Linked DNA regions of Homo sapiens: region 2 is linked to region 1. A link is an interaction called in ENCODE POLR2A ChIA-PET data of the cell type or tissue named here. Cell type or tissue: PC-9. All regions are shown on one strand.

Region 1 (2,500 bases):
AAACTGGTTACTACTGTGCAATTTGATCTCCTTCTTTTTTTTTTTTTTTGAGATGGAGTTTCACTCTTCTCACCCAGGCTGGAGTACAAAGGCAAGATCTCGGCTCACTGCAACGTCTACCTCCCAGGTTCAAGTGATTCTCCTGCCTCAGTCTCCCAGGTAGCTGGGATTACAGGTGTCCACCACCACACCGGGCTAATTTTTTGTATTTTTAGTAGAGATGGGTTTCACCATGTTGGCCAGGCTGGTCTCAAACTCCTGACCTCAGGTGATCCACCCACCTTGGCCTCCCAAAGTGCTGGGATTACAGGCGTGAGCCACTGTGCCTGGCCTGATCAGTTTTTAAGCAGTAGTCTGGTCTAGGCTGTAGCAGTGGGGGATGAAAGGGATCAGATAAGTCTGAGAGACACTGAGGTCTCTGGAGTAAGTTACCGACTATCTGGGATAAGAGAGAAGGAAGGAAGCACCAAACGATGAGTCCCAGGTTTCAAGTAAGAGTAGTTCTTCTTGCCAAAACAGGAAGGGAATAAAATAATGCAGAGGACCAGATTTTTTTGGGGGGAAAGCTGATGAGTCCAGTTTCTAACATACATAGTTTGAGCTCCTATAAGACATCTAAGTGAGGATCTCCAGCAGACAAATATATAGGTTTGGAGCTCTGGAGAAAAATATTGGGAATTGTCAAGATATAAATGCTTGACAAAGACATAAAAATGGACAAGAACTCCAGGGGGTAAAAAGTGAAGTGAAAAAAAAGAAAGCAGAGCCCTAAGAAATACCAATATTAAGGAATAAACAAAGGAGAAAGATCTGGCAAAAAAGACTACACACACACACACACACACACACACACACACACACATAAAAACCAGACAGGCAAAAGCAAAACCAAGGATACTGAGCACTGCAGGGCTAACAGGACAATGCCACAAGATGGGAGAAGCAACCAACAACATCAAACACTGCTGAGATAAAGCAAATGAAAATTAACAAACAGACTCTGAGCTTGGCTAAAAAAATACCATTAGTGACTTTGGCAAGAACAGTTTTCTTGGAATAGTATGAAAATGTGATTACAGAAAACTAACTGGTAGGAGGTGGAAGGCAGAGAATGACTATAAGCAACCTTTTTAAGAAGTCTAGCCATGGAGGAAAAGCCAAAGTTGAGAGATGGGGTCAACAGAAGGTTGTTGTTTCAGGATAGGAAGGATTTATGACAACACTAAAAACTGTGAAGGAGCCAGCAGATAAGAAGTTGAAAGTAAAATAAACAGAGAAGGCAGAGGTGGAGGTGGGAGAAGATCAGATACCACCAGCTTCCTGAGAAGGCAGAAGATAGAGGGCTGGGCCTTGCCTAGAAGGAAGAATACTTCTTCCATTATAACAGGAGGGAAAGAGAAGTAAATGTGTGGGATGCAGATAGGTTTTGCAGATTTGGTGACAGAAAGTTAAGGGAGGTCCTATCACACCTATCATATCATTTCTCTTTTCTTCATGAAAGAGGAAGTGAGGTCACCTGTTCAGAGTGAAGGAAGAGGTCAGGGCTCAGAGACATAGTCATAGTGGAATAGGGCAGACACCTGACTAAGGATACATAAACGGATCGCTGCCTAATGTTAAGGGTCCATGACATTGATGACCATGGGTCCAATCATGATTTCCTCTAGAAACAAGTCACAAAATAGCAATCCAAATGAGTATATGTGTTTTTATACTGGATAATCTAAATGAAAAGCAACAGTTTAAATGAACATAAACGAAAAAATACAAATTGAAAAGTTATCTAGTTTCTACAAATTTCCTTACCAATATTCTCTGAAAAATAAAACATAATGCTCAGTGATAAACATATAGGATATAGGCGGAAAGATTATGCACAGAGGCAACAAATCAAAATGCAGAAAAGAGGAATATATGTACTATTAATATTAAAAATATGTTCAAGCTTAATTGACAGCAAGGGACATATTATCTGAACTACAGCTATATTGGCACTAAAATCCTCATCTGTAATTCTAAGACTAGCCATCACTGATGTTTTATATATTTTCTTCCTTGTACGTATTAACTTACACTTAAGCATGTACATATTTAAATAGCAAAATTTGGATTGTGCCATATGGTTTTAAATTCCAGTTTTTTGTTTTATGTTTATTATATGCCAGTCACCCAACAGTCTTCAAAAACACAAATCATGACTGTATAAGAGGTTTCTCTGGGTGAAGAATTAGGAAGAATTCAAGAAAAAACCAATTACCTATAAGACAAGACAATCCTCTTTCTCCTACAGTTACTGTAAACACTCTTGCCATTTTCAATTTGATTAGAAACACTAGAAAACAACTTACGCTCTAGTGCTCACAAGTCTTTTCCAATTTAAACAGGTCTATAAAGAAAAAATACTGTATTCTTTACATGAAATTTCTCTAACTTTAGGAAGTATGTCAAACATTAGAGTTTGATTTAAAAGTAAACAGGCTGGGTGGAGTAGCTCATGCCT
Region 2 (2,500 bases), 920 kb before region 1:
TGTATACAAGTACTTGAAACAATTCATCAATGATTTACAGTGTGCTTTTCTAAAATGGAGCTTTCCCTGATAGTGAACCAATGGGGCTGGAGTCTTCGCCTCTACAACAGCAGTGTCCAGTCTTTTGGCTTCCCTGGGCCACACTGGAAGAAGAATTGTCACAGGCCACACATAAAATACACTAATACTAATGATAGCTGATGAGCTAAAAAAAAAAAAAGAAAAAAAGAAAAAAAGAAAAAGAAAAAGAAAGAAAAAGAAAAAGTCGCAAAAAAAAATCTCATAATGTTTTCAGAGTCTATGAATTTGTGTTGGGCCACATTCAAAGCCATCCTGGGCCACATGTGGCCGGTGGGCCGCAGGCTAGACAAGCTTGTGCTACAAGATGTGGCTTGGCCTCCTTTCTGCTCCAATCTCTAGCAGCTCAGAGATCAAGTGGCATGCCCATCTTCAATCTCTGGTCCTCCCAAGCTACAAGGCAAATTCCATGCTGGTATAGGCATCTGTCTTACTTATGACACCGCATCCCCCTTATTTAACCCAATACTCAGCACAGTGGGCACCTAGATAAACTAAGGAGAGAGGAGGAAAGGTGAAGAAGTAGGAGGAAATGAAGCACATATGGAGAAAAGAGAGAGAATGAAACCTGCAGGCATGTGGCATTGGGGTAGCCAGCATCCATGCTCCCTCCGTAGCGCCCTCCCTTCTAAGTGGAGCAGGTAGCTGTGCTGCCACTACAGAAGCCAAAGAGGGTCCCTGGGGCTTCTACCAAATCTCTTCTCTTAACTGCTGCAATACAGCCAAGGGGCGAGCACACACCCACAGCTTGGCCAATCAAGACTCCTTCTGTTGGGATACCATCACTTGAAAAAGAGACGGCAGGCTGAATGACTGGAGATCAGTGAAGCCATAGCAATGCTGGGTGAAAAGTGACATTCCTGCCTGCTCAGAGCCTGGCCCTTGGTCCATTCCAAGCTGCCTTCATATCCTTGCCATAAATGCCCCATTTGCCTAACTTGCCCAGAATCAGTTTTTGCCGCTTGCATCAAAAACCGTATTACAGAAAGCAAGAGAAAGGAGATTGGGGGGTGGGGGTGGGGAGAAAAGGGAACGTAGTGATTAGGAGTAGCCCAGTACCAGCAACTTCCTCATACTTTTGACAATTATCCCATCCGGAGATCAGAAGGAAGGTGTTCCCTAAATACATATTTCACTTGTGAATTTCTGAGAAGTATGTTTACAAACTGTAATAAAGCTAAACATTCCCACAGAAGGTAGTAACACGTTTAAGACCTTAGAAGTCTTAGAGACTGAGATAATATGTGGTAAAATAGTTACTAAACACATTTCCCACGTCTACTACAGCAGGGATACATACACCAGTAATTCTCAATCCAGGCCCATATATGGGACATGAATGAATGGGTAGAAGGTGTCTCACAGGCCAGCTCTGCCAGTGGGGTTCACAAGGTATCAATTTAAAAAGACGCTACTTTAAGGCTACTGCCTTTAAGTAATCTTTGGCCTAGTTTCATCACTACACTTGGGAACAATAAAACCACACTTACAAGTCACAGTTCCAATGAAAAAACAATGTTCAGAATGTATCTTTTCATGAAAAATCTAGAATTCAAAAGGAAAATCGACTTAGTTTTGTGGATAAAAATAAAAACAGATAAGAGTCTTTAAAGTCAAACATTCTGACTAAGCAATTAGGAGACTAGAGTCAGAAAGTATGTACCCTGATACATGGAAGGTGCAATGCCCAAGCAGCACCATCTTCGTTTGACTGGAGCTTTGCTGTATATGGATTTTTACATACATTTTCTCACTTGGGTGTTGTTATAACTGGGAGCTAAATTAATGAATATTACTTTAACTCTTTATAGATGAAGAAAATGAATACTAGATCAGGTAGCTTGCTACGGTCATAGAACAAGAAAACAGAAGACCAAAGACTGCAATTTGTATCTTCTGACTTCTGGTACCATCCAGCAAATACTTCATTCCTCCACACTGCCTTGCAACAGAAGCAACATCGGAAATGCCTGCCAACTCACAGAATGAAGGAATTATCCACACAGATATCCCCAGTTTGTTATAAAGTTTTCAAAGAACACTGTACACCAAAACCAGCCTTTTATACCTGTAATTTCTGGGGATCAACAGCTCCATCAGTAAGCTTTAACTGCTGGCTTTTGGCTTAGAGACATTTAACTAACCCCTCACGTACTGCAATTTCCTGGGAGCAAGCTTCCACCCCAATGGCTCTGAAAACGTAGTGGCCAGATGGGGAAAGGCAATCAGACAGATCAGTCCCTGCTTGCCTAGCTCAGCACCAGTTCTTCCAGAGGCTGCCTCTGGATCCGGGCTAGGGAAAGCACATGATCCAGGCAGTCCTAGGCTAGACCGACACCGAAATTGACACCAGAAAGAACAGAAACTCCTCATGCTACACACTTTTAAGGTTAACCCCAGAGACCAAAAACAAAAGCAAGCA

Evidence for each region. Peaks named below come from ENCODE experiments on the same cell type or tissue, not always from the same donor. Only the 100,000 strongest peaks of a DNase experiment are listed, where the experiment ranks them.
Region 2: POLR2A ChIA-PET joins it to region 1 with 5 read pairs; 2 of 35 experiments call an interaction of 5 or more read pairs at or near these places.

The regions. Positions count from the first base shown.
Region 1 is chr6:106,311,799-106,314,298 of GRCh38, forward strand. The region is part of intron 2 of ATG5 (autophagy related 5); the gene reads right to left. Among named protein-coding and RNA genes, the nearest start is that of ATG5, 13 kb to the right of the region's middle. In PC-9, no CTCF peak of the experiment used is centred here; no DNase peak of the experiment used is centred here.
Region 2 is chr6:105,387,401-105,389,900 of GRCh38, forward strand. The region is part of intron 2 of PREP (prolyl endopeptidase); the gene reads right to left. Among named protein-coding and RNA genes, the nearest start is that of PREP, 14 kb to the right of the region's middle. In PC-9, no CTCF peak of the experiment used is centred here; a DNase peak (open chromatin) is centred at 1,251; H3K4me3 peaks cover 1,090 bases; H3K27ac peaks cover 2,500 bases.